Linked DNA regions of Homo sapiens: regions 2 and 3 are each linked to region 1. A link is a loop called in an ENCODE intact Hi-C map of the cell type or tissue named here. Cell type or tissue: heart right ventricle. All regions are shown on one strand. Links, peaks and the distances in the headings refer to the core of each region. The heading gives the core; the rest is flanking DNA.

Region 1 (10,124 bases), core at 2,129-7,128:
ACTAATTTTGTGTGTATGTGTGTGTGTGTGTGTGTGTGTGTGTGTGTGTGTGTATATATATATATTATTTTTTATTTTTTATTTTTTCTGTAGAGACAGAGTTTCACCATGTTGCCCAGGGTGGTCTTGAACTCCTGGGCTCAAGTGATCCACCCCCTTCGGCCGCCTTGAGGAATGGATAATACTTTAAATACATCTTTTCCCTTCCTTAGTACCTGTTTTGATGACTTTCCCTGAACTGTCTTCTTCATCCTCATTTTCTTCCATCTCTTCATTCCCTTCACTATTCTTTTCCTCCTCTTCGAAAAACTGGTAGCTTTTGTAATAAGAGCGAGGTGCAGTGGCTCACACCTATAATTTCAGAGCTTTGGGAGGCTGAGGTGGCGGGATACTCAAGCCCAGGACTTTGAGGTCAGCCTGGACAACATAGTGAAACCCCGTCTCCACAAAAAATTTAAAAATTAGCTGGGAATGGTGGTGCATGCCTGTACTACCAGCTATTTGGGAGGCTGAGGTGGGAGGATCCCTTGAGCCCAGGAGTTGGAGGGTGTAGTGGGCCATGATTAGGCTGCAGCACTCCAACCTGGGTGACAGAGAAAGACTCTGCCTCTTAAAAAAAAGAGTGCAATAAAGAGTGGGTGATTCCGTAAGTCTTAACCACTCTTAACTACTTAATTATTCATATAGTCCTTTCATTCACACCCACCCGTCCAGGTATCCATCTACCCACCCACCGACCTATCCACTCATCCATCAATCCAGTCCCCACCTATCCATCCATCCACCCATTCATCCATCCATCCAAAGAGTTACCTACCTACTCACACACCCATCCATCCATCCATCCAGTCCCCACTCATCCATCCACCCAACCAGTCCCCATCCATCCATCCATCCATCTGTCCATCCAGTCATCCATCCATCCATCCATCCATTCATCCATCTGTCCATCCATCTGTCCATCCAGTCATCCATCCATCCATCCAACCAGTTACCCACACACCTATATCTATCTATCCATTCATCCATCCATCATTCCATCCACCCATGCATCCATCCAGTCACCAACTCAGCTATCCATCCATTTGTCCATTTAGTCACCTACTCATTAACCCATCTACCCATTCATCCAGTCACCCACCCATCCATTCATCCACCCATCTATTCATTCAGTCACCCACCCACCCATCTACCCATCCATCCAGTCACTCACACACCCACCCACCTATGCATCCATCCAGTCACCTACCCATCCATCCATCCATCCATCCATCCATCCAACCATTCACCTACCCACTCACACACCCATCCATCCATCCAGTCCCCACTCATCCATCCATCCATCCGTTTGTCCATCCATCCATCCATCCATCCATCCATCCATCCATCCATCCAAGTCACCCACCCACTAACATCCACCCATCCATCCTGTCATCCATCCATGCATGCATCCGGTCACCAATCTACCTATCCATTCATTTGTCCATTTAGTCACCCACCCATTCATCCATCCACCCATTAATCTAGTCACCCACCCATCCACCCTTTCATCTATTCATCCAGTTACCCACCCACCCATCTACCCATCCATCTATTCACCCATCCATCCAGTCACCCACCCACCTATGCACCCATCCAGTCACCTACCCATCCATCCCTCCCTCCCTCCCTCCCTCCCTCCCTCCCTCCCTCCCTCCCTCCCTCCCTCCCTCCATTTCACTAGCAGACCTTCCCTATTTTGCCCCAGGCACTGTACATAGGTTTTTGCTATGCAAGAGAATCTTATAGAGTCATGAGGGAAACAGGTATAAACCATACAATACAAACCGTTAAGTAAGAAAGCAAAGGGGAATAAACCAGCCAGTGGGGAGAGGGAGGCAGGGAATGATCTTATGTGTCAGGCATATAGGTGGTGCCTGCTAAATGTTGATCATTTGTTGATTAATTTGGCTCCTTTTGCTCCCCAGGAAAAGCATCTGCTCCCATGATGAAATGAGACCATGTGGGTAAATATATTATGTCAACTCTAAAGCTCTTACAAATGTAAGGAAATGTGCCTGTGGTTATCTGACAGGTGAAACACCTGAGGCAATGCCTAACACATAGTAGGTGCTAAGTCCATAAGTGCTTTTAGTAAAGACAACTGTCAAGGACCCAGCTGGTGCGCTGGCCTTGCTAATTTAAAGGAAAAAATCTTTAACATTATGAAAACATTCCCTCTTTCCTATTCAGTCTCATAGCAGTGATATAACTGAAGCCAGAGGGAGGACATATTTTCATGAGAATTCTCCATTGTCTACAACTTTTGTTTTATTTTAGGCTAGAATCAGAGGTGCTTTCTTTTGCACCCATGCAAACTCACCATTCATTCTACTTTTCTACTACCTATTTTCTCTATAGCATATTTTGTGGATTTTTTTCCCTAATACATTTTCTAATAATTAAAGATACTGGAGACAGGAAAACAGGGTTGCTGTGTGACTTGGGATGAGTTTCTTAATGTGTCCAAGGTCAAAGTCTTAATTCTCACATTTGTACAATTAAAGAAAATTGTGACGATTATAGGAGATAACATATTCAAAGTACCTACTTTGGTGCCATCACTTATAGTGGCTCAATAAAATTGTGTTCCAGTTATCTATTGCTGTTTAACAAATAATCTCACATTTAGTGGCTTAAAGCAACCATTTTACTGTATTTCATGAATGTAGGATCAGATCATTTAGGGGTGAGAAGCGTAGGGCGTGGCTGGATGACTTGTTGGTTTTCCAACTACTTCTAAGATGGCTTATTTACATGGCTGGCAAGATGGTGCTGGCTGTTGGCTGGAGCTCAACCAGGGCTCCATGTGGCCTCTCCATGGGGCTGCTTGGTCTTCCTCACAGAAAGGTAGCTGGGTCCCAGGACTGAGTGTTCTAGGAGACTGACAGAAGCTGCAAGCTTCTTAAGATTTAGCCTCAAAAGTCCCAGAAGAGTACGGTTGCCGCATTTTCTTGGTCAAGTGAGCCATTATGACCAGCTCAGATTCAAGGGGAGGGAAATTAGACCCCACCTATTGAAAGGGGAAGTATCAAAGGATTTGTGGCCATCTTTAACCCATCAGGAACAGTAGATGTTCTTTTTCATTGTACTCCATTCTGAGGCATGAAGTCAGCATGAGCCACCAGGTTCGTGTGCTGACTGCAGGGTCTCTCAAGGTCAATCCCTGCAGCTGTTCCAGCTGTGGAAAGCAGCTGGTTCCTCACTTGTCTCTGCTGGCCTCTCACTGAACTGGAGAATGCAGCTTTGGGAGCCAGCCATGGGTCTAACCATCTGTCTCTGTGGACTGTACTCTCTAAGCCATTCAGTACAATCGTAGCAAAACTTTTTTCCATTGTGTGTGTGTGTGTGTTGATGAATACAGCAAGTTCATGATTAAACTCACATTCCATGCTAAGATCCAGCTCTGAGCATGCTTTGGAGATTAAGGACTCAAAATGTAAAATTTTTACCCCATGGTGTGAAACATCTTGGTTACCATGATAGTTTGTCTTCTGGATTACATTTTGGAGTCATCCTGAATGCTGAAATGGTTCTTCATATCCTAAAGACTTTAGGTTTCTGTATGGTTCTGGGTCTGTTTTTGTTTCATAACTCAGACTTTCCATAAATACCCTACTTGGACGCACTTTCCTCTGTCTTTGAGACATCTATGTCAATCCCTTATTTGAATGTGTGAATTCCCATTCCTTCACTTTCAGTATGTTCCTAATGTTCTGAAGCAAGCTTATTTTTAAAAAATGAATAGATGTCATATGTATGTAACAACCCTGATGTCCAATAGGCTGGCCAAGTGCTCAACTAGATTAAACAAAGTCAAGCAAACAGGTTTCTTTACTGCAGGACTTCCCACGACCTTTAACATATTCACCAGTATTTTGTATTTCAGAAAGAACAGTAAATGCCACATTTCAAATACTTCTATGACCTCAGAGACCTTTTTTACAGAGGACCTTTCAGGATTTATGTTCTGTGGGACACACTTTGGGAAACACAGGCTTAAACTTACGCCCCTTTTTGGGGGAAGGTGTATGTGACCCACCATTTTGTCAGTGTCCACATGTCTGGTGTCTGCACACCTTCCTTTCCAACAGTCAAAGCTGAGTATTGCCCTTTACAGGGACCCTTTAGGTGGCCTGCTAGAGTAGGAGAAGCCTCGTTTCCATCACAATTTCCACTTTCAGCTCTGGGATCCTGGGCCGATTAACTAACCCCCCTAAGCCTCAGAATACCTAGGTTTAATATGGAGAAATACAACCTCCTCAGCCGGGGCAATGTTAGATTACATGTGGTAGTGCATCCAGAGATGGGCCTGGGAGAGTGCCTGGAACGTGTTAGCCCCCTCTTCCCTTCCTAGTAGTTCCAGGACTGAACCACCACGGGGATCGATGAGTGAGCACGCTCGCCCCCTAGTGGGCATTTCTGCCTTGACCTCCTGAGCCAACCCATCCTTAAAGAGGACTGGATGGCCTCTATCGTCCTAGTTGGTTTATTTACCAGCTGTTTTGAACTGGTGTGAGGGCAATTCATGTTAGGGTAACAAGGCAATAGATCATTTAAATGAAGGCGACAGGTTTGAGAATAGGGATGGTGAATTCTTTCTCCAGTAAGGGGCAAAGTACCATCCCCTTTTTACAGATGCTGGCCTTGAGGTCTCAGAAGGGACAGCAGGAGACTGGGACTCATGGATGGGCCGTTTGCACACATCTAAATGCTTGTGTGGACAACCGAGAGCGAGATCTTCCTAGTGCCTTTATCACACGTGGTTCTTAATTTGGAAGTGCGGGGAGAGGTGTGAATTGCCTTGTTCTGTCTGTGATTCAAGGTAATCTCTATCATGTAAGTGTCTTGCAAAGAGGAGGCAGTAGGCAAGAAACCAAAGTTATTGTTTATCGACAGCTTGCTCTGTCAGGTATCTTCCTTAGTGTTTTATGTATTTAATCCTTGCAGTAAGCCTTGGAAGATGGTAGAAAAGACTCTCATTCCCATTTTACAGCTGAGGAAATGGAAGCCTAGAGCATTTGAGTGGCTTGCTTAAGGTCACAGAGCCACATGTGGAATAAAACCAGCACTGAAACCCACATGTCCCGATTTCACACCCATGTACTTAAGCAGGACTCCAATCTGCCTCTCTGAAAATCACTTGTTGGCCACCTGGTCAACCAACAAGTATTTATTGGGTCACTGCTGTGTGCCCACTCCTGTGCCAGAGCTGGGGAGGAGACAAAGGATTCAGGAGACTGTTTGGTATCCAGGATTGCTCCAAAATTGGTTCTGACTTCTTAATAAAGGGTAAAATCCCTGAGGAAATACTGAATGATGAAATTTAAAAGAGTGAGTTTTTCAAAGTAGGAAGAAACTGGTTAATAGCAGGCTGAAGGGCAAACATGTTTAAAAAAAGAACCAACCCAGGAAAAATCAACACTGTATTAGTGACACATATGATTTGTATGCCTGTGAGCAGGAAAATGTGAAAGAGGGAGAGAGAGATGTCTTCTTGAGTAAATGAAGCATAGAAGTTCATTAGGACTATAAAAAAGTGTTAAAAGAGGAAACCCTGCCTTTGGAGAATCAAGGGATTGTAATATAAACTATGTCAGGTAGGTGCAAATTGGAAACTAGAGATGCAAAGGCAAGATCTGAGGAATACATTTACAAAAACACTAGATAAATAATAAATTATTAAATATGTTAAAAGCTAAAAGGATCTTCGTGTCTGCAAGGCTCTTAAATTCAAGAGAAAAAAATGCCAGGCTGGTCTGGTCCGAGAGGGTAAAGGGAGGGGAATGGAGACGGTCTGGCTGGATTAGTCCTTCCTCTGAAGACACAGGAATACACCCCGGGTAGAATGTTCACAGGAAATCATTAGGCCCAGAGCACACACAAGTCCCCCAGGAAAATGCAGGAACAAGTTAAACACACCAGGGCATTTGAGAGATGGGAGGTCTCCTATCCCTGTCCTCGTTCTGTGCCCAGGAGACCAAGGCTGGTGTGAGAACCCACTGCCTGGTGCTGGGAGATCTGGGCCCACCAAGACCCCTCTCTCCCTACTCTGGAGTGACCTTCAGCCCTTCGGCTGTCATCTTTGTTTCTGGCGGCTCAGACAGAAAATCTGCAGGCAGTCGGGCTTGGGAGACTGTATGAAGGTGCGCCTACTTTGGCGTGCTTCCTCCCTAAGCTTCTGCAACCCCCTGTTCCCTGTCCTGCCTGGACTCTGGGTTTTATCCACAGTAGACCAGAAGACCCTATGGCCAGCAGAATAGCCAGGTGGGATGAGCAATAGGATTTAAGGTGAGTCTCAGCTCAGTGTCTTAACTAGTCATGTGACCTTGGGCAAGCGACTTGAACGCTCTCTTGTAAAATGAGAATGATAATGAGGATGATGATGATAGTACTTCATTGAATTCTACAGATATTTGTGGAATACCTGCTTTGCCAAGCGCAACACCATCCTGCCTGTATGGAGGTTGCAGTGTGGCTCGGTGTGGCCTAGGAGATGGCCTTCTGGCCCCTCTCTACGTGTATCGCAGGCTGTCTGTTGGGCATTTTCCCCAAGAACTTTAGCAACATGAGTTGATTTCACATCATTGCCATTCTATGAGGTAGTTATTATTATGATTCTCATTTTACACCCCAGGAAACTGAGATGGGCAGGGGCTAAATAACTAGCCCAAAGACACTCAGCTGGAAAGAGGTGGCACTCATTTCTAAACCCACGTCCCTGATGTCTGAGCTTGGGCTCTTTACTCCTACTTTATACATGGATCCAACAGTCACATGGACAATTGTGCAATTGTAGCTTTGATAGGCAGGACGCAGGAGGAAGATACAGAGCTTGGTGAGCCCATAATATGGGCTTTTCACTGAGGAAGTGACACAAGCTGAGATCTGAGGACGAGGTCAGAGCTGACCAGGGGAAAATGGAAGAAAGAGTGGTTCCTGAGGCAAAAAGGCTTGAAGACTGTTGTGGGGACTGAGTACATGAACGAGAAAAGGACCCAGCCCAGAGCGAGCTGCCTACCTGGCTGTGTGACCTCTCGGAACCTCGGTCCCCTCGTCTGTAAAATGGGGAGAACAGGAGGTAGGAAGATGAAGGTAGGCAATGGATATAAATGTAGTCAGAGCCATTGTTAACACAATTTACTTCCATGGACAAAGAAAGTTGAGAGAGAAAGAATTTTTCCCCAAGGGCCTCTACCACAACAGTGACATCAACTGAGAGTTGAGAAAGGTCAAAGATGGTCATGGGTGACCCAGTTAGCCTTCTCCCTCAGTCTATCAGAGTAAACAGACCAACTGAGAAGCCAAAGGTCATTCCTCTGAATTTTCCAAGTTGCTCTTGTGGAGAGACTTAGTAAATGATGTGCCAAGTATTATCTAGATCTTAATCATAATATGGTGACAATACCCAACAGGCTCACAAATATGTGTCGTTTGTGAAATCTCAGGAATCTCCTTATTCTCCTGTTGATTAATGCTGATGTCTTTTTTTTTTTTTTTTTTTGTGGGACGGAGTCTTGCTCCGTCGCCCAGGCTGGAGAGCAATGGCGCAATCTCGGCTCACTGCAGCCTCCGCCTCCCAGGTTCAAGTGTTTCTCCTGCCTCAGCCTCCTGAGTAGCTGGGATTACAGGGGCGTGCCTCCATGCCTGGCTGATTTTTGTATTTTTAGTAGAGGCAGCGTTTTGCCATGTTGGCTAGGCTTGAACTAACCTTGAACTCCTGACCTTAAGTGATCTGCCTGCCTTAGCCTCCCAAAATACTGGGATTACAGGCATAAGCCACCACACCCGGACACTGATGTCTTAATATTCCAGACTGGATGCTTCAAAGGGCAGGCCAATCAAACCCTGAGAGCTGATGTCAACAGTAGAGATTACAGTATCCTCCAGGTGCTTTCCATAGTTATTCCATTTCATGTTGACAGCAGCCCTGCTCTAAGCAATTGCAAGCCCATTTTACAGATGAGGTGACTGGGACTCTGTCAAAGGCCACACGCGGGACAGAGCCAGGCTCACCCCCGCCAGCCCTGGCTCACAAGCCTTGCTGTTTCCACTCTGCCTGCACTGTCTCATGCTCTTTATGAGACTTCTAAAAATAAAAAATGCTTCTGCTCACCATTCCCTCAGGTTAGCACTAAGCTTTTGTTTGATGTTAAGAGCTTTAGATAAATCTGACTCTAGATTACTGTGTGATGACTTCCTCTTGTCATCTGGGTATCACTTCAAATCTTACCTCCTCAAACAGTTTTCCAGAATAATCACTGCCACTCACACTCATCACACCACAGAGTGGAATTGTTTTTCTAGCACTTGCCAATATCTCAAATCATCTTGGTCATGTATTTGCTTACTTATTTCATTGCGAGTCTCAACCCACTGGACTGTAAGTTGCACAGCAGTGAGAATCGTATGGGTCTGCCATTCTTCACTGAGACCAGCAAATACCCTGATTGCAGTAGGTGCTCAGTGTGTGTACTTCTGAGAGCACTGTGGGGCGGACAGCGCCTAGGGCTTGAAGGCAGGTTGTGGTCATTCCAACTACCCTCCGCCAGCCTACTGAGCACCCAAGCCTCGATTTTCTCATCTGTAAAATGGAGATAATAATAGACAACAAATACTATGCAGCCACCAAAAGTGATGTTGTGCAAAACTATGGAATGGCGAGGACAGATATTCATGATGTGGTAAATGGAAAATAATCAGGCAGTGAAACAGCACGTCAGGATGAACCATGAAGAACACAGAACATGGGTTTTTTAGGCAGGGGCTGTGCTGTGGGCTGCCTGGTTTCCACCCTGAATTCCCCATTTACTAGTTGTGAGACCTTGGGTATATTACACTTTTTGTGCCTCAGTTTCCTCATTTATAAAATGCAGATGATAAGCGTCTATGTCAAAGGGTTGTGAAAATTCATGAGTTAAGAGTGTGTTAGAGGGGTGTTTAACACATAGTAAGAGGCTAAAAAAGACTAGCTATTGTTATTGTCATCACTACTATTGTTCTATTATTATTGGCGTGCATCGAGGGAAAATAAAAAGATTGCAAAATGGTATGTTCAATAGAATTCTATTATTTAAAGTATATGTGTTTATAACTAGAAGTACATAGACTAAAATGTCACATGATCTCTTTGGCAGTTTTTTTCTTATTTTATTTTATTTTTATTATTTATTTATTTATTTTGAGACAGAGTCTTGTTCTGTCGCCCGGGCTGGAGTGCAGTGGCGTGATCTCAGCTCACTGCAAGCTCTGCCTCCTGGGTTCACACCATTCTCCTGCCTCAGCCTCCCAAGTAGCTGGGACTACAGGCGCCCGCCACCACGCCTGGCTAATTTTTTGTCTTTTTAATAGAGATGGGTTTCACCGTGTTAGCCAGGATGGTCTCAATCTCCTGACCTCGTGATCCTCCCATCTTGGCCTCCCAAAGTGCTGGGATTACAGGTGTGAGCCACCGCGTCCGGCATTTATTTTTTGAGGATGAAGTCTTGCTCTGTCACCCAGGCTGGAGTGCAGTGGCATGATCTTGGCACACTGCAACCTCTGCTTCCTGGGTTCAAGTGATTCTCATGTCTCAGCCTCCCTAGTAGTTGGGATTACAAGTGCCCACCACCATGCCCAGCTAATTTTTTATTTATTTTTTATTTTTAGTGGAGACGCAGTTTTACCATATTGGCCAGGTTGATCTTGAATATCCTGACCTCAGGTGATCCACCTGCCTTGGCCTCCCAAAATTCTGGGATTACAGGCATGAGATACAGCATCTGGCCTTTTTCTAATTTAATTCTTTTCCTTCTTTTCTCTCTCCCTCTGTCTTAACCTCCCTATCTTCCTCCTTTTCTTTCTTTTCACAAATCTGTATTATTATGTGTAATGAGAAAATACAACCAAGAGAAATCTAAATATTAAAAATAATAAAATAATGAAATAGGCAAGGCGTACTTCCCAGGAAGTTGGGGAGTTAGGCTCTGGTCCTCATTCTGTCACCTTTAACATGCCTCACTCCAAGAAGTCTCTGAATCAGGTAACAATAAGCAACGCTAACCAGATGGCTTTCTGGCACGCCAGACATTACACTGAACCCCTCA
Region 2 (10,124 bases), core at 2,548-7,547, 880 kb before region 1:
AGCACATCCCCACATTTAAAACTTCAGTTAGGGTGGTCCTCATATTGACTCTAAGTGCCTCCTAATACAAATCTGTTTCCCTTTTCAGTCCCTAGAAGAAACATAATAGAGTGGGTCCAGTCCGTATTTCAGGCATGCCTACCACTTCAAAGCCTCTAGAAAATTCCATGCTTACATCAAATTTTTATTGAGCACCAAAAAGGCACAAGATACACAAGAGCAGATGAAATGGGTGCTGACATTAAGAGACCTAAATCTTTGAGGGAAATAAAATCAGTAAAAATAATCACAGAATAATATGTGAAAGGCCTTAAATGTGGTATCAAACACCAAGGGGCCAAAGAAGGTTTCAGTATCAGGGACTCGTGGAAGATTCCCAAAAGAGAACGGAGTGGCCACATGGAGGGACATATTCCAAGCAGAAAGAACAGTATCGGATGAAAAGAATGGGGCATATGGAGTGATAAACTAGTCTAGGTACTGGACTAATTAGGAAAAAACATGAAATCCAGCCTACAAAAAGACTTTGTTTCTCATTAAATTTCATAATATAAGAAGAATGAAATTTAGCTGTATTTATTAAAAATGTCCTTTTAAAAAGCTTAGAAAATGTTATCTGTCAAATTTTAGGGATTTTCTTCTATTGCTATTTTGAGAAGGTATCTTAATGTTAAGATGTTCAGATTTCTATTAAGAACAAATGACCTCATCCCGCTTCACATTCTACCTCCCAGAGACACATTTTTACAGGCTACCAATTAGTTTATTCTCTGAAAAAGGAATAGAGATTAAGTCCTTAAAATTAGTATTAATTGAATATAAGTGTAAAATCACCAAATTTCCTATTTTTAACTTTCTAAGACAGTAATAAAGTTTTAAAGTACATTATTCCTGGCTGGGTGTGGTGGCTCACGTCTGTAATCCCAGCACTTTGGGAAGCTGAGGCGGGCAGATCACCTGAGATGAGGAGTTTGAGACTCGCCTGGCCAACATGGCGAAACCCAGTCTCTACAAAAATATAAAAATTAGCCGGGTGTGGTGGCACACACCCATAATCCCAGCTACCAGGGAGGCTGAGGCACAAGAATCACTTGAACCCAGGAGGCAGAGGTTGCGGTGAGCAGAGATCCCACCACTGCATTCCAGCCTGTCCAACAAAGCAAGACTCTGTCTCAAAATAAATAAGTACATTATTCCTGATTATAACTATTTCCTCAATTCTAAGATTTTTTTTTTTTTTGCATTTCAGTATTTCTGAAATCAGATGATCTAAAAATTAATTAATGAAGTATTATTTCTCTTCTCCCCCTGAAAAGCTATGATAAAATCAATGATGTATTTTATAATTGATGGTATCTTAACATTAAGGCAATATAGTGATGAGAATAACTGTTGGCCTTCAGAACTCAATTTTTCAGTAGTCATAGTCCCTCAGGTGTCTTAGTTTCAGAGGAGATTTCAATAGATTTTATCATGGAATGGTGAACACCATAAAGTCAGGCAATGTCCCTATCCTTGCTTGAATCAGAGAGGGGAACTCTCACAACGGTTTTACAAACTTCATATCTCACCCAGTCACCTCCAAATGTGCCCCTCCTATCATAGCCCTCCATGTAACAAAAGGGAGAAGAGCTTTCTGATGCTTATGAAGTCCAGGGGTATAACTCATCTTTTGACATCAACTGATGTACACCACTGCCACACTGATCTGGGCCACACTTGAGCATTCTACACCAGGCATCAGTCCTAACTTACCTGGAATTTAAATACCAGATAGAGTGCAGTTCCTCCACCCTTACTTACAGGGCTCTGCCTAACCCCAAACAAAGATGCCTTCAAATCTGCTCTACAGCAGTTGTTTGGAAACAAGAGAAAAGTCATTATGCAAATATAAGTCATTCAAAACAATTCAGTCTTAAGGAGACAATAACTAGCACAGAAACGGGGAGATGAACTGTTTGTTCTGGGAGTTCAAATTACTGCCTTCAATGCTTTGTTATCAGGCCAAAAGGTAATTACCATTAGACCCAGTAACAATCTTCATTGTTAACCTAACACACCAATGACAGAGGAGAACTGAGAGCCAAGCACTTGGGTCTCATTTAATTTAATCACAAAACAAACCTCAGGTATAGCTGTTATTCTCCCCATTATAATAATGATAATAATGAAGAAACCGGGGCTTTTAGAGAGTGACCTGGCCAAGATCATACAGCCAGGAAATATTAAGGGTAGGAATGAGGAGTTTAGTTTGGGCGTTTAATTACCAAACTATCCTGGCTTCTGCTACGAACTACTTTTACAAAGACAGAATCTTACTGCATAGGTTAAACGACACTGGAATGACAGAGCAAGTCGTAGTTCTAAACATCTCACTCATTCAACAAGCATTTAAGTGATTCTAGACCGTCAGAGGACAACTGCAAAAAGTACTTGAAGAATAAATATTTAATAATAATGTAATTATAATTATAATCTGTATATCTAAACAGTGCCTTTGTAAAAACCCTTTCCATCATCTTCAAATTCAGTCTAAAAATAATTGTACGCTATACTTTTCAAGTGGGGTTTAAACTATTGTTTCATATTTAACATAAAATATTTTCCTATTTAAATTAACATACTTTTATGTTCACGGTAAACAAACTGCATAGGTTTTCACTTTCATTTTCTTCTGACATCTTCTGCAAAAGAATGGTCTGCCCATTTTTTGGATAAAAAGGCTAGAATAATGTGACCGGAGCTGGGTGAGGTGGCTCATGCCTGTAATCCCAGCACTTTGGGAGGCCAAGGCAGGCAAATCACTTGAGGCCAGGAGTTCGAGACCAGCCTGGCCAACATGGTGAAACCCCGTCTCTACTAAAAATACAAAAATTAGCCAGTCGTGGTGGCATGTGCCTATAATTCCAGCTACTCAGGAGGCTAAGGCAGGAGAATTGCTTGAACCCGGGAGGCAGAGGTTGCAGTGAGCTGAGGTTGTGCCATTGCACTCTAGCCTGGGAGACAGAGCAAGACTCCATCTCAAAAAAAATGAAAACATAAAAATAGAACAATGTGACTGGGAGAGACTTAAAGTGAGGAAAAATGAATGCTGAAAGAACTAGTAAACTGGCTGAAGATGGAACAACTCCCCATGTCTCCAGAGAGGCAGATAAGGGACTGTAAACCAGCAAATGCCACCTGCCTGTTATCTAGCTCAGAAAGGTGCACACCTCTGGAAGCAGCTGAATTTAAGTCCAGTGTGGCACTTTCAGAAAATGGCATCAAAGGTTGGACCATAAATCTTTCTTATTCTCCAGTCACTGGACATTTAAGAGCCAAGATATTGATGGGCTCTTTCCCTCCTTTTCTTTCTCCTTGTAGCAGATGTATGATTCATGGATTGTCCTTTCGTGGTCTCCATTTTCATCTTATTACTTTTTCTTTGCTTCTGCTTTCTGACAGCTCTGGAAAACAAGGTGCTAAATTATTTCACAGAATGAGCACAGTGAATTATGTAATTATGTTGAAGTTTAATTAACTAGCTAACCAAATAAGAAAATAGAAGAAGGGAAAGAATCTACTGTATTGCAAGCATAAATCCTCAGTCTCCTAACCATAACAACAAGGGAAGAGTCAGAGGCCTAACCAAGCAAAATGTTTGAGAAAAAAAAATTCTTTAAAAGATGGTTACTATGGATTTAGAACAAGCTGTCCGGGGCAAACACACCACAGAGGTAAATGCAAAGCTAGTGAGATTGGACTTTTTAAAAAAGTTTTTTGTACATCTGTATTGCTCAACTCAGCACTTCAATCTCCAAATCCTTGAATTCCGTTTTTTTTGGAGAGGAGCTGATACATGGGGCAGTCAGCAGAGACAGAAAAATGAAACAGCACAATGGAAAAAACCGAGAAGCCTTGAAAGGGCCTGTTTCCTAAGTCGTACAGATTTTCCTTTCCTCAGCGGATCTAAAAGTCCTGACAAGTGCCACGCAGGGTTATCAGCATTTTGTGGTCCTTATCTTGAAGATTAGCTTCAAAATAAACAAGCTGGAACTCACCCTCTGAAAACACTGAACCACACCAGACAAAACAGATTCTTTGTTTCTGGTGTTCTCCACACTAAGTTACAGGCGACCTGCAGCTGAGAAAATGACTGGCCCATCCATTCACTTCTCCAAGCTAGCAGAATCATGCCATGACACTCAACATATTGAGAACCAAGGAAGGGGCCAGAGCTACAACAATGCCAAACCAGGACTCCTCCCCTGATTACCCAGCAATATCAATTGTTAGGTTCACCTCTCATAAGCTTCTCCATAGGAAAAGCTTATTCTTGATCTTGTCAGGAATAAACCTGGGAAAAGAGCTTCATAAACAATGTATCCCCTAATGGGTTCAATTTATGCCTCACTTTTTGTTTACTCAGCATATGTTACCTGTTGAGAAAACAAAAATGAATGGGCATAATCTTTGACTTCAAGGAGCTGGGAGACAGAGATAAGGGGGATAGTCACCCCCTCTCTATCCCTACTTTTTTAGGTGAAAATGCTATGAAATCAATGAACACCCCATGAGGAACTTGCAGAACCAGCTTGATTCCAGGATCTGTGCTCTACTATATACTCTACTTTAAATTATTTATATATGCAAACTGCTAACCATATAATAATCACTCAATAAGTATTAGCTATTATTAGTTCCACATGACTATTATGCAGAATTTTGCTTGACAACTTTAAATTTTTTCATATTTAGATTTTGCACTATGGACTAGGGATACCTTATCAGTTCAAAATAGAACAGTCTACAGAAGGAGTAGGATTGAAAACTAAAACCAAAAAAGTCATCTTTACAGTATTATACTGATTCATGCATACTATATAAATCTATTTCCCCACTTTTTTAAAGTAGGATAATTTCTTGATAAGTGATGATTTAGCAAACTTAATGAAATATAGTATAATCTCTAATGGCAAAGTCAATGAAGCCATGTGTGCCTGTACACAAAATTTAAGTTTCTCTTTGGCTCATCCACTTATAAGCAGGACTAAAAATGAATGAACTTTCACTAGGGGATACGGTAAACAGAAACAGGAGGAAAATATTTGAAAATATTCATTTGTAATATGAATACACAAAACTTTCCAGAGATAAAGTTTTTGAATGATGATGAACTGACTATAAGTCAGTTTTATTTTGTCTTAAAATTAAATTGACCTAGTATTTGTCCTTTAAATTATAGGTATTTATGTAACTGATAAAATGAGCTTTAACCACAAGAGGGAGCCAGCATCATTCCAGTTAGCAACTAAAGAAAAATTAACACCAAGGAAAAACAAATTAATATAAGATAGCTGTAAAATGCATGAGCTGGAAAGACCTTTTATGTCACGTATGCTAAAAAGGCTGTTATTTTTCACTATTGTAAAGAAAAAAATAATTTTGCTTTGTCAATTTCACTATATATATTTTTTGAAAGCAGTAACTATTAACAGGAGTTTAGGTGTCTTCTCTGAGAAAAAAAGTAATATTATTTAAGAATTATCAGGCATCCACATCTCACAGGATTTGCTCTTGGAATTAAACCTGATAAGATCTAGTCCTGAAAGATACTAGATGATTTCCCCTAATGAAATAGTATATTAGTGCCAAACACACTAGCTGAGGCTATTTAGGAAGCAATGAAGGGCCTACAATAGAGTATCAAAATGCAAATTGTTTCCATGTAAGTTCACAGAATTAAAGGCTGAGCACGTTACTGACTACCACACAGAATCACACTGACAATGGTACAGCAATCCCAGACTAATATGATTATGAAGTTGTATTCAATTTTTGAAGGTTTATTCTAAGGAAAATATTTTATAAGATTCTTCAGGCTGGGCGTGGTGGCTCACGCCTGTAATCCCAGCACTTGGGGAGGCCAAGGCAGGCAGATCACGAGGTCAGGAGATCAAGACCATCCTGGCTAACACGGCGAAACCCCGTCTCTACTAAAAAATACAAAAAGTAAGCCGGGCATGGTGGCAGGCGCCTGTAGTCCCAGCTACTAGGGAGGCTGAGGCAGGAGAATGGCATGAACCCGGGAGGCGGAGCTTACAGTGAGCCGAGATCAGGCCACTGCACTCCAGCCTGGGCGACAGAGCAAGACTCTGTCTTTAAAAAAAAAAAAAAAAAAAAAAGATTCTTCAATAAGCTTCTTTAAGTTTTTAAAACTCTACTTTATCCTGGATTACTCAGTGGAAATAATTATTTAAAGTAGAGTAAATGTAGGAACGAGGCAGTTGTAATAGTAGCCAGAATTCAAGTGGCTAGACCACAATGGAAAAAAAAATTTTCACTGACCACAAATAAATAAAACACATGGGAAAGAATTCTAATATTACCATAAATAATTATTAAACTATCAGATATTTCTAACACAAATCAATTTTTTTAAATTACAAGTCATAGTCACATGGTAGCCCAATCTGAATTTTCATATAATGTCATATAATTTCATATAATGTCAAATTTAGCTGTCTGGTAATCTCCAATTAATAACTGTGTAACATTAGTTTTCTTAGCAATAAAGGAAGAGGACTTAATCACTATCATCCCTTTTAGTTAGGAAAAAAGTATAATCATTCAAATTAGCTCGGTTAAAATAGCAATGTTTTTCTCTTTTTGTTTTGTTTTGGGGATAACTATTCCAGAAGCAGTGCCTCTTCTAAATAAGCTATTGTCATAGGTATCCCCATACTCTGAGTTGTAATCCATAGCTCCAATCAAATATTGGTGAGAGATGTGAAAATAATCACAGGAAAAAAAGTAATAAAAATTTCAAATATTTAAGCATTAAGCATGTCTAAATATTTTTCTTAAAATTTGATACAAAGAAATAGCTTTCTCACAATTTTCCTACTGTGGAATTACTTGCTATTCAATCTGAAATGCCTTCTCCAGCCTTTCCTGCCATCATGTGTCTATATCTGATCTGTCCCTCAAAGCCTGACGTAAATATCATGTCCTTCAATAAAGCATGAACTGTCACCCCCTATAACTTTACACATGAGACGTAAAGCCAAGGAGAGGTAAAATTAACCACTTTCTACCTCATATTTTGGTTATTTTCATCTCTAAGCTGTAGAACTGTAAGCTCTTTGAAAGCAAGCTCTTTGAATCATCTTCCTCTCCTCCCTCCATCCATCTATGCAGCCAGTACTTAATAGTGAAAGTGACAATTAACTTGGCACTTCAAGATCCTCTGAATGTTGCATGCTTTTGTGGATTATCCTGTATAAAACACAGATGGAATACATTTTTCTAGTAAAGTATTCGACTGACTTGTTAGCTCTCTTAGATGTAGCAATGTTAGGACAAGTACTGCGTTTATGATCCAGTTCACCACAAATAAAGCAGCCATGTTTGGGGCCCTCACAAGAATGATCTGGAACAGCACAGTGATTGCAGATGCTACAGTGGATCCAGGCTGTAAAATAAAAATTAAGTTTTAAAGGAAGTTCATGTAACGTAATTTTTCATCTTATTAACTTTTAAGGTAGGATATACGAACAGTGTTTACTTGAAGTATTGTGGCCAGTTTGCACAGCTAGTTTTAGTTTGGCTAAAGAGACCAGGGAGAAGAGGTTGGAATTCCACATAAACTAGCTAACTTCTTTCTGTTACATGCAACAAATTCAGCCCTTCTCCAATGAGTTATGAGCTGACAGCTACTGTTACAATGGAGGCTGGCTGAGTGACACAATGCCTTATTAAAATAAGTCAAACCAAACGCCACACTGAAACAGGTTAGCAATCATCTCTCATGCAAGGCGGAACATGGCAGAACATACATGCTGATAACTATAAAATTAAAAAGCAAATAAATTACAAGTCTCTACACTGATTATTTTTTCGTTTATAAATCCAATGAAAAATCTATTTAGATGGAGAAAAACTCTAAAATATGTTCATAGGATCTCAAACACTAAGTCTCAATACTTACAAGGCTTTACACACTTTTTACAGAGAAAGCAATGGTTCCATTTCCTGCCATCCTACCAAAAAAAAAAACAATTTTTAAATTATAATTAATTTGTTATTAAAAATCAAGTTCTACAATTAAAAATTAAAATGTCTTATTAAAATCTGTGTAAATTATTCACTCCTTATTTCTGCCTTTTCTGGGCTTCACAATTAGATACTTTGATTTTAATTTATGCATTTCTCCACTCAACTCAAATGCCTCCTTGATGGGCCTCAATTTCCTTAACTGTAAAACTAGGAGATTTATCTAAATGATCTTGAAAATCCACTCCAGTTCAAGCAACCCAATCTGCACAAAGAAGGACTCAAATGAAAATTTCAAGAGAATTAATGATTCATAATTTTGTGTGTCTATACTGCATAATCCTTAATGAAATTCATATTTGAGAACTTTACATAATTTAGAAAGATAGATTACAGGTTACTGTTTGATTAATTTTAAAACTATGAAATAAAAATATCTAGAAAAGTGCATAAAATATATCCAATTTAATGAGTATTGTAAAGCAAACACGGATAAAACCCACCAGGTCAAGAAAAAATACCACCAGCCCTCTGGAAACTGCCCCATGCTCCTACTAAGTCACAGCATCCCTCCCTTCCCCTCCAAATAACACCTCTTTAGTTTGTGTGACTGTCATTTCCTAGCTCTTGCTTCCTTTTACCACCTTTGTGTGCATCTCTAAATAATAAGTCCATTTTCCTCAACTTTAAACTATACAGTCTGGGCATAATTGTTTTAAAATGAAGAATACACATCATGTCTCAACTAATAAAAACTAAATATAAACGATCAGATGTATTAACATTGTTAAAAACAAGTATAACCAGTAATACCATTATATAATCAAGAAAAATGTGCTTTCTAATGTTTATATAAATGTAGCCTCTTCTTTGGAGAATAATTTGTGTTTATGAGCCAAACTAAACTTCACAGGCCCTTTCTGACCAGATTTAGTTAAAATAAACAAAACAAGGGTCACCCGCCTTCCTAAAAAATTTGGTGATTTATAATTGCCAAAACTTGGAAACAACCAAGATGTCCTTCAGTAGGTGAATGAGTAAACAAGTTGTGGTACATCAAAGGAATATCATTCAGAGCTAACATAAAATGAGCTATCAAACCATGAAAAGACATGAAGGAACCTTTAATGCCTATTACTAAGTGAAAGAAGCCAATCTGAAAGGCTATATACTATATGATTCCAACTGTGTGATATTCTGGAAAAGGAAAAACTATAGAGACAGTAAAAAGATAGTAGTAGCCAGAGACACCCTTCAGGAAGAAGGATGAATAGGTGGAACACAAAAGATTTTTAGTGAAAACAGTGAAACCACTCTGTATGACACTGTAATGGTGAAAACATGTCATTATACATTTTTCAAACCCATAGAATGTAAAACACCAAGAGTGAACCTAATGTCAACTATGGGCTCAGGGTGTTAATGATGTGTCAACGCAGGCCCATCAGTTGTAACAAATGCACCCCTCTGGTGGAAGATGCTGCTAGTTGGGGAGAATGTGCATGTGTCGGGGCAGGGGACATAGGGGGAATCTCTGTACCTTCTGCTCAATTTTGCTGTGAACCTAAAACTGCTTTAAAGAACCAAGTCTATTAAGAAAAAATAATACCTAAATAAATAAATAAATAGGAGGATGTCCCTTTGCAGTCCTTCATCTGTAAAAAATCAATGAGTAACTGCACCTAATAAGGCTGTTGTGAGGATTAAATGAGTTAATCCATGTAAAGCTCTTAGGAAAGTGTCTGGCATATTAAAAGTGCACAGTACATGTTATTAATTATTTCATCAGAATGATGATGGTACCCAATACGTCAATGCCTTATTTGAAACACCATAATTTTGTCCTCAACATACACATAATTGAGCATTCATTTAATGCCTTATTTGAGACGCTGATAATTTTAGCAGTCACACAGTACCATTTGAAAATGAGTTCGTGATAATGAAGGCAGTTAAGTATTTTTAAAAGCCTGTTGTACTCTATAATTTAAAATATTGTATTATAGCATAATTAATAAATGATAATACATATTAATACAAATCCTATTAACAAAATAACATTGAAAAAGTAATAAAACTAGTAAACTAAA
Region 3 (10,124 bases), core at 2,591-7,590, 200 kb before region 1:
TGTTTTGACTGAACAAATAAAATATTCTTTATGCTCTCTCTTTTTTTTTTTTTTTTTTTTGTTTTTGTTTTTGATACAGAGTCTCCTCTGTCACCCAGGCTGGAGTACAGTGGTATAATCACGGCTGACTGCAGCCTCAACCTCCCAGGCTCAAGTGATCCTCCTGCCTCAGTGTCCCACCTCCACCAAGTAGTTGGCACTACAGGCATGCGCCACCACGCCTGGCTATTTTTTGTATTTTTTGTAGAGACAGGGTTTCATCATGCTGCCCAGGCTGGTCTTGAACTCCTGGGCTCAAGTGATCTGCCCACCTCAGCCTCCCAAAGTGCTGTGATTACAGGCATGGGCCACCCTGCCTGGCCTCTTTATGCTCTCTTAAACACTTTTTGAGGAAGCTTCTAAACCACTCATAATAGCATGAACTAGCATTAACTATGTTTATGCAGATATTGTACTAAGCACTTTGCATGGGTGATTGTATTTTAAACATTCAACAAATGTTTGCTGTGTGCCTAAAATATGCTATTGTCTACCCCAGGCTCTGGGGATTCATGAGATATATAAACAGATGAAAATCTCTGTCCTCAGGGAGCTTATATTCTGAAGGATTTAAACACTTGCAGTTCTTCCCTTGTGTACACGAAAAACTAGGTACCTTGTCTGACCACTTACAGTGGGGAATGGGGAACCATGTCATCCCAGAGCCCAAGTATTAACAGCAAGAATGCAGGCGGGCAGCCCTGGCACCTCTCCTGTGCTGCTCTTTATAATGCACCCGCTGCCCACACAGGAACTCCTTTGGAGGGACTATCAATCCACAGACCCCAATCTGGGGAAGATAATGCAGAAGAGGAGGGAAGCAGAGAGTGCTGGGCAGAGACTGTGAAAACTGCTTTGTGAGACTGTTGGGTCCGATGTGGGATTCAGGTCCGCAAGACCCACCCGCTGACCTGTTCCCCAGAATGAATAGTTAAGACTCACTATCCCACAAGCCTGGGTGTAAGGGAGGGGCAGCTCTGGACTGACACAGCTGCAGATGTTTTCAGGCAAGCCTAGGAGGCCTGGGCCATCAACACAGCTTCATTTATTGGGGGACAACTCTCTAACGTGGCCTCTTTAGAAAAAATATGGAGCTGCCTTGAAAAGGGGAGAGGTTTGCCATATAAAAGTAGCCATGGGCCTTAGCCCCTCTGATGGCCTTGGCCTGCTCCAGGGCACCCGACCCTCATTCCTCTAGCCCAGGCCCACATCTGGTCCCTTGGTCCATGTCAGAGCTCTTGGCTGCCAAGACTCTGTGCTCCTCCTGTCCACTCTTACATGAGGCCGGGTGTTTCATACTCCTTGCCCATCGCTGCCTGAATTCCCTGCCTAATCCCTCTGATCCAGCACTTGCAGCTCTAGATGACTTGCTCTCCCTGACACCCTACTTTCCCCATGCACACACTCACACTCACAGATGCACACACATCCCAACACTCATCACCACCCCCTGGCTCTTCTTAGAGCACTCACCTCTGAGAGTCTTCATCTCACATTTGCCCCGAAACTGACATTATAGAAAGCCCAACGCCAACCCAGGCCCTCAGTGAGGACTGTGTCTCATACACATAAACCCATTCTCTTTTTCCCACAGCCAAGTTCATTCACAAGACAGGTCTGTCAATCACATGAGACCAATTCCAATAGGGTTGAATTTTCACGTCTTTCAGAGGCGAATGTATCACCAGCCCACCTTGCAAAACAAATCTACTTCGGTCTCAGAATGTTAACTCACATTATCCCCAAACCAGTACATGATACAAGAGATCAGTTCCGCTGCAAGGATCTCTCCCTCTGCCGCAATAACGTGTTTTCTAAATAATACACATCTCTTTTTTTCAAAAGGGAGGAGATTGCTCTGAGAGGTTTAAGGACCCCTTTGAGAAATAACTAGAAATCCTTTTCCCATTAGGATGCCCCAGAGGGTCTGGAGAGTGAGGCTGACTCACTGAGATCTCTGGCCCACTTGTCTAGGAGACCTCCAGACCAGAGGCAACCCCGGCTGACCTCAGACCTGAGTGGAGCAGCACTCACTCACTCACTCACTCACTCACTCACTCACTCACTCACTCCAACTGAGAGTCCTGCTGGTCTGGGGCTCTCTGACTTAATCCTGGCCTAGGCTGGTAAAGATGAGGAGTAGCAGAGGCTAGCTCAGTCAGGAGGATTACGACATCTTCCAGGATGCCAGAGTTTGGCAGGGTTCAGAGAAGCCCTTTCTGGCAAAGCAGATTTCCTGTCCTCAAGAATATTCTCTTTGGAAGGAAACTTAGAGAACATCTAAGCCAGCCTCATTGCAGCAGCCTCCCCACAGATGCCAAATTAATTCACCCTTGGCAATGAAAGAAAAAGAGAACTAACTCGACTACATTGCATTTTGAAAAATATTTATCAGTAAAATTACTCTGCATTTTTTTCTCAATTGTAAGCTCTTTGAGAACAGAGTATTGTACCCAACTCTCTATCCTCTAGGGACCAACCACCCTGCCTTATACACAGTCCGTGCTCAATATACTTGTTGAATTGAGTCTAATTGTCCTGATTAGACATTTAGGAAGATGGAGACCACCCCATTTGGAAGTGGGGGGATCTCTAAAAAGCAGAGTTCTCATTGTAGGGATCCCTCTGTCTGCTACAATAAGAATGTGTTTTCTAAATACGATAATATGCATTTCTTTTTTTCAATATGCTTTTCTGTTTTTAACTACTCTTTCTGTGTGTTTCTGGAGCTCTGGACTTTGAAGACCTGCATCCGGATTTTACAACCTTGGGCTAGACACATATGGGATGTTGTAGTTTCAACACCCCTTAAAAAAATGATAAAGATGCCTCATTTGCCTGCCTTCCTGGTATGTTGTCAAATCGAAGAGGCGATGTTTGTGACAGCATCTTATAAACTGTAAAGCTCTGCATAAAGTCTTCTTCCTGTCCCACTTCTGTTTCTCTTCTTGCTAATATTCACTGAACATTATTTTGTGACAAACACTGTGCTTGGCTCCTTACATTCATCTTCTCATGTAACCTCACGAAAAGCCCATGTTCTCTCCATTTTGTAAGTGAGGAAACCCAAGCTTAGACAAGCTCAGGGATAAGCCAAGAACAGGCAGCTAGAAAACAACCAAGCTAGGATTGAAACCAAAGTCTGTTTGATTCCAAAGCTGCAATTCCACCTTCTCTTCCTCTCTGCTTTTCTCCTTCCCCCCTTTTTCCTCTACCCTTTCTCTCCTTCCTTCCTTCCTCACCAATCTTACAGTGGGAGTGGAGGGATGGTGGAGAGCCACAGTTAGTGGTCTTCCTGACAGCTGTGTTTCCTGCCTTTCTTCCTGGAACTCAGAATCCTAATTTTGCTCAGATACAAGGTTTCCTGCACCTCATGGGGGAGGCAGAGCCTTTCCCTTCTCTAGCATGAATCTGCATTGTTTGGCTCTAAACCAACCAAAGTAATTACATTCTTTTGCTAATGATTGTTTTAGGCATGAGCGTGTGACTCATTTCTGGCCATTAAGGAGGTCTTTTGAGGGGCTTACTGGAAAATTAGCACACTGGAAAAAAAGGTACACATGAAAGAAAAGTGTGCAAAGACATGATGCCTGGAACAGTGGCAGCAATTTCATTACAAGGAGGAGAATTGGCCTATAACGAAGTAGAGAAACAGAAGGGATACGGGTCTTTGAAGACATCAATAAGCTGTTGACCATTTCTAGAGCTGCTGGAATAACTCTGGGCTTCTCGTGACATTAAAGTATCCCCTTATTTAAGATTAAGCTGGTTTGAGTTGCTTTTCTGTTATTCGTGTCCAAATTCTGATTTCCATACAATTTTCCTCTTCTTTTTCTCCTTTGTGCTTTGTGGTTTCCTTACAGGTTGAGACGTGTTGATCAAGGAACCTGATTATGTGACCCCCTTGTGCACTGTTGAACTGTACCAGAAATGGCAGAGGGGAGAAAGGCAAGGGACCCTCTGTGCCAGGATTACATGGGATCTATAGATGCCTCAAGGTCCACCTTACGTTCACATGACAGGTTAGACCAGAATCTCTTCCAGCTGCTCAAGGTGGTGTCCATAGAAATCCATGGTCATCGACATGCCTAGACACTAGACCAGTGAGTTGCTATCCATGGTCTGTAGCAAAAACAATGTTAAGGGAGAGAACAAGAGTGGTTCCCCTTGCCTGCCTCGTGGGGAATGAAAGATCATGAAGATTGTCAGTGCTAGAGGGGACCTAAGACATCCAAGTTCATTCCCATTATTTCACAGATAAGAACCCAAGGCTTGAAGAGGGGAAATAATTGTCCAAGCTCCCACAATTAGTTAATACTATAGGAAGGTCTGTGTATCCAGCTTTCGGGTACCTCACTGAGGGCTTCTCCATGACCCAAAGTTGCTGCGATCAGGTGAGACACCTGGTCCCCGATTGCTAAGCATTCTCCACATTGTCCGTGGATATGTGTAAAGGAACCCTTTTTTATTTGGATATGGTTCAAATTTAAAAACAGTAAACTGAATCAGCCATCAGGGAAGAGGCAAGGGTGTGTGTGTGTGTGTGTGTGTGTGTGTGTGTGTGTAGTGCATGCAAAGAGGAGATGTGAGTGTTGGAGAAGGGAGCTGCTGCCACACTGGCTTTCCTGTTATGATACTACCACTGGGCTTGTTGGTCACACCAGCTGCGCTTCCCAAAGCTCATTCCTTCCCGGCCTGTACCGACAAATTGCATTGATTTGCAAAACAGACAACTCTGCAATTGCCTGAGTACATTTAATCTTTTCAAATTAAGCCAACTTCACATTCGGCATACCATATGGAATTCTTCAGGGTGTTTATAAACACAGTTACTCTTAAGCCCTGGTCCACCCTGCTTAAACTGTAGCAAAAATAGTCCAGAGAGCCAAAAACATCCAGATTGAAGGGATGATCTGCCACCAGGCCAAATCCTTTCAAAGGTGGAAAAGATGTTAGGCATCATCTGGTCTAAAGGCTGTATCCTGGAGGCCATGGGCTGAATTCGGCACACAGATGTGTTGAGTTTGGCTCACGCTGCGTTTCTGAAAAATTTTGTGTCAACATTTAAGAATTGAAAGATTTCACATAAAAATCCAGACTTCCCGCATCTTACCAAAAAAAAAAAAAACTGGAAATGTGACCACACTGAGCGCTCATTCCTACGTAATAACAGGTAAAGATGGGTAGTAGCTTCTCTCTCTGCCAGGGGGCGCCCTTTCCCGCCTGCTTTTCCGTTTTCCCCACTCCCTATCGTCTTAGGCGATCTGCATCGCTCATTTTCAATATTTGCCTGATCCTTGTAGGCATTTGGGTTTGCCATCCTTATCTAAGTCAAGGCACTTATTTTACAGAGGATGAAACTGAATCCCAGAATCCAAAATTGACTTACCTAAGGTCACATAACTGGCAAGTGACAGAGTCAGGATTTGATTCATGGGCGTAGTGGGAACAGCGGGACAGACACCAGGGTCAGGAGGCTAAGGGGGGTAATGAGAGCACAAGGCTGTTCCTAAACCCAGGAATTTCCAGAGGTTCCAGACAAGACCTTGGACTTACTTCCCGGGCCATAGAATTGGGTGTGTGGAGGATGGAGGAAGACAAACCAGTTCCCTAGATTTTGAGAGCCAGAGAGATGACAGATGACTTCAGGGTTAGAGAAGGCAAGATATTTGACCCTTGGCCTTGGGCTCGTTGCAGATGTTCATTTGCTTGTTCATGCATCAAACTTTTATTGTCTGTTGCCTTTCAAGAACTACTTTAGGCTCTGGGGAGACAAAGGATTAAATCTTGATTCTGATACTCAAGGAGATTACAACACAGCAGAGGAAAACAGACAAGTAAGCAGATGAATAAGCAGATGAATAATTTTTTTCTTTTTTTTTTTTGAGACAGGGCCTAGCTCTGTCGCCCAGGCTGGAGTACAGTGGTGAGATTTCAGCTCACTGCAGCCTCGACCTTCCTGGATCAAGCAGTCCTCCTGCCTCAGCCTCCCGAGTAGCTGGGACTGCAGGTGTGCCCCACCACCCCCAGCCAATTCTTGTATTTTTTGTAGAAACGGGGTCTCACCATGCTGCCCAGGCTGGTCTACCAAGCCTTCTCAAGCCATCTGCCCACCTCCCAAAGTGCTGGGATTACAGGCGTGAGCCACCACGCCTGGCCTGTAAGCAGATGCATTTTTAACACCCCTTCCTTCCCGCTCTCTTCTGGTCAGATCTATAGGCAGAAGGCAGTACCAGGCCGTGGTTAAGGCTGACTTAACAGACTTGGACTCAAATGCTGGTCCTGCCCCTTCCTAGCTTGGGAAAAGCCTCACCCCTCTAAGCCTCAGTTTTTACATCCATTTAAAGTCATCAAATGCCTACCTCGTGGAATTCTTATGAGGAAACATTTGAAAAGCTCCTTGCACAGAGCAAGCATTCAATAATTAGTAGTTACTCTTTTTCTAGAATGCTTTCCTCCCCTCCTGTTACTACTTTTTCTTTTCTTCTTTTCTCTCTTTCATTTTTTTCTCTCTCTGATCTTTTCCAGACATTTGTTTATATTTTGAGATTTCCAAATATTTTCTAGTATCACAGGTAACTGCACTGGGTGATGGCCACGCCTCATAAGGAAAAGTGCCGGTGCTTATTAAAATAAACCCACACGGCCTTGACTCACCAGGGGCGCATTGTTTGCATTACCTTTTTGAAGGACAGAAAATTACTAAAGAGCGAAGCATTAATTATCTGGTCCCTTATTTGCATACAGCATCTCGGTTGAGAGTCCTGCTTTGGGATTCTCACTTCTGGGCCTTGAGCATTCCAGATTCAAAGGTAAAACCAAGGACCAAGAGCCAGAAAATCTTAGATTTTAATCCCAGGACAAATGCTGTTTCCCTTGTTGGCCACAGGCAAATTACCTCCCCCTCCTCACTTTCCCCACCAGCAATGTGGAAATCAATTATTTCCTTGACTCACTCGAGGGCTGAGAGACTTAATTAAGCTTTTGGAAGCTGGTTGTTAGTTAACCTAATTCTCTTTGTAAACTAACCATTCTTTGCTCTCCTGATCACATCTCCCAAACTTTTCATAAATTGGTCCCCCTTTCCTAAAGCTAGAATCCAAGATGACTCTTATTTTTCACTCATCCACTCCTATATATTTTTAAATTATACTGTTATCCCTTTCTCATAAACAGATCCAGGGTAGAAAAATTCTCATAAAGACAGAGCACCTCAGGGATGACCAAGATCCCAGAGGTGCTGGAGAGAGGACTTCCCTTTCCAGGAAGAAAGTGTTATCTTTGACCTTGAAGATGGGGAACCGTCTTGGGCCCTCTGGTCCTTGTGGGAGCCTTAAGGAGAATTGTAGAGTAGGTTAAACTTGCTTATTTTGCAGTGTGATATCTTGGAAGGAGCAAGAGCTTATCAGACATGGGTTCAAATTCTGGCTCCACTACCTCTTACCTGAGCAACCTTGAACACTTAACCTTGAAATCTCTTCTTCTGTAAAATGATGATGATAATGTTTGCAAAGCTCTCCTTTATAGGCTTGTCATAAGGCTGAAGTGAAGTGAAGTGATATGAGATTCCCCCTTCACATTCCCTTGCAGAGAAGTGTGTACATCTGTCCAATTTCCACAACTAGATTATCATAAACCTTTTGAGAATGGAGATTGTGCGAGTATAGTCAGCTTTTCTAACGGGGGTTCCACAAGAGAATTAAACTCCATGGAAAACCACGTGAGTGACTCTTTTCTCAATTCTCTGAAAATACAAATAATATATAACTTATAGCATTTCAGATGCACAGAAGAGAAGTTAATTCATTACCTACATTGGATGCCTTAGGGCATTAGGTCTTTTTTTTTTTTTTTTTGAGACAAGTCTGCAGCTATCGCCCAGGCTGGAGTGTAATGGTGCAATCTCGGCTCACTGCAACCTCCACCTCTCAGGTTCAAGCAATTCTCCTGCCTCAGCCTCCCGAGTAGCTGGGATTACAGGCACGCACCACCATGCCTGCGCCTGTAATTTTTTGTGTTTTTATAGAGACGGGATTTCACCATGTTTGCCAGGCTGTTCTCGAACTCCTGACCCAGGTGATCTGCCCTCCTTGACTTCCCAAAGTGCTGGGGTTACAGGCATGAGCCACTGCGCCCAGACAGGGCATTAAGTCTTAGTTTCTTCCTACAATCTCGTTAAGAAGCCCAGGAAGGTAACACTAATCACCATAAAAGATAAACTCCAAACTTTCAATAGTTTCATATAATAGAAGTTTCTGTCTCACGGTGTGCCAAATTGACAAGAACAATCATTCAAAGATTCCAAGGTCTCCATGCTCATCTGCTTCAAGGGGAAACAGCTGGGAGGAGCAAGGTTTTCAGTTCACTTTCTGTTCTCTAAACTCAGGCCCAAGGAAAGTTGGGAAAGGTAGTCCATCTGTGGAACTAGGAAAAAGAAGAAAAATGCAAGCAGTTTTCTGCCGTAAATAAGCATGATCCATCCCCTTGGTGATATAGACTATCATGGAGTATCATACTGTGAGTGATGGTGTTTAATAAATGTGTATTAAGGCTGGACGCGGTGGCTCATGCCTATAATCCCAGCACTTTCGGAGGCCGAGGCGGGCGGATCACAAGGTCAGGAGATCGAAACCATCCTGGCTAACATGGTGAAACCTCATCTCTACTAAAAATACAAAAAATTAGCCGGGCGTGGTAGGAGGCGCCTGTAGTCCCAGCTACTCAGGAGGCTGAGGCAGAAGAATGGCGTGAACCCGGGAGGCGGAGTTTGCAGTGAGCCAAGATCGCACTACTGCACTCCAGCCTGGGTGACAGAGCGAGACTCTGTCTCAGAAATAAAAATAAAAATAAAAATAAATAAATAAATAAATGTTTATTAAATGGATGAATGAGTGAATTTTTCATTTATTCAATCAATCCTCATACCCTGACTTTCTCTGTTTATCTTTTGTTCCATTTCCCCAAACCCTTTCTCCCAGCCAACTGCCACAGTTAGTAAAGGCCTCATGTGTCGATCTTGAAACAGCCTTTGCAAAATTATGACTGTAAGAGAAATGTAACACCATTGACTCCATCTTGCTTCTAACCTCCATGCTGTCCTTGGTCATTGCTAGGCATAGGCTAAGCTAATGTGGGGAGGAATTTAGTTTATAGTTTAAACTTAAAGCAAGGATGGTAATATCCCTTCTCAAAACTAAACCACCTTTGTAAAACTAATGAAAGGCCACAAGGTTAGGATTATGAGAGGGGCCTAAATAATAACCAGCCCCTCTCAAGAGTTAAATGATAACCAGCCATTGTTCCAGAGTTCACAAGATTTGTAACTTCCCCAATTACTCGAGTAGATAACATCATTATCGTAGAACCTGAAATTGGCCTTTTGAGACGTTTTTCAGACTTCTGCATTTTTGATAGCCAATTGACTTCACCGGGACCTGCAATTTGTGGGACCGGCAGCTTGTGACTCAACCAGTCTTGTGGTCCCACCTAGAGGCTGACTTAGTACACGAGATTTTCCACACCCCTATGATTTCATCCCCAACCAATCAACATTTGTCATTCCCTCGCCCCCTGCCCACCAAACTATGCCTGAAAAATGCAAACCTCTGAGCCCTCCAGGGAGACTCATTTGACTGATAACTCCAATTTTCCCATATGGCCAGCCTCACATTAATTAAACTCTTGCTTTACTGCAATAAAACAGTCTCCATGAATTGGTTTTGTCTGTGCAGTGGGCAGGCAGAACCTGTTGGGCAATTACAATCCATAGAGTCAAACGGAATGTTTGGAAAGAGCCCTTGGCCTCAACTTCCAGAGCCTTGGGTTTGAGTCCCAGCTGGTTCAGTTACTAGCTGGGTACCCTGGAGCCAGTCGTTATAGGCATGTATTTCATGCTCCTTTGTCTATACTGAAAATAGTGGTCCATGGCCATCTCTTGGTTTTTAGGAAGACCACAAGACTTAATATGAATTAAAGTTCTTTGGGAAGTACCATACAAATATAACTGCTATTGATATTAATCCTTCTTAAATTATTGACAAAAAATACTCACGGCGTTTCTCCTCTATGGGCATCTGTATCATAAG

Evidence for each region. A loop is a pair of places that touch in the nucleus more often than their neighbours do. Peaks named below come from ENCODE experiments on the same cell type or tissue, not always from the same donor. Only the 100,000 strongest peaks of a DNase experiment are listed, where the experiment ranks them.
Region 2: a loop joins it to region 1, with 8 times the contacts of the local background. A loop is called at or near these places in 8 of 110 quality-filtered maps.
Region 3: a loop joins it to region 1, with 21 times the contacts of the local background. A loop is called at or near these places in 51 of 110 quality-filtered maps.

Annotation. Positions count from the first base shown.
Region 1 is chr4:24,483,196-24,493,319 of GRCh38, reverse strand. No RefSeq gene overlaps it. Among named protein-coding and RNA genes, the nearest start is that of MIR573, 32 kb to the left of the region's middle. RefSeq lists an enhancer at 4,338-4,387. In heart right ventricle, for the core only: CTCF peaks have their summits at 4,254 and 4,456 (motif pointing left); DNase peaks (open chromatin) are centred at 2,851, 3,259 and 4,429; H3K27ac peaks cover 448 bases.
Region 2 is chr4:25,362,351-25,372,474 of GRCh38, reverse strand. ZCCHC4 (zinc finger CCHC-type containing 4) reads right to left here. Exons shown (of 13, transcript NM_024936.3): 11 at 7,970-8,021; 12 at 7,309-7,453; 13 at 2,092-3,446. The coding sequence ends at 3,311. Among named protein-coding and RNA genes, the nearest start is that of ANAPC4, 9.8 kb to the left of the region's middle. In heart right ventricle, for the core only: CTCF peaks have their summits at 5,255 (motif pointing right) and 5,270 (motif pointing right); no DNase peak of the experiment used is centred there.
Region 3 is chr4:24,682,678-24,692,801 of GRCh38, reverse strand. No RefSeq gene overlaps it. Among named protein-coding and RNA genes, the nearest start is that of LINC02473, 28 kb to the right of the region's middle. In heart right ventricle, for the core only: a CTCF peak has its summit at 5,245; a DNase peak (open chromatin) is centred at 5,251.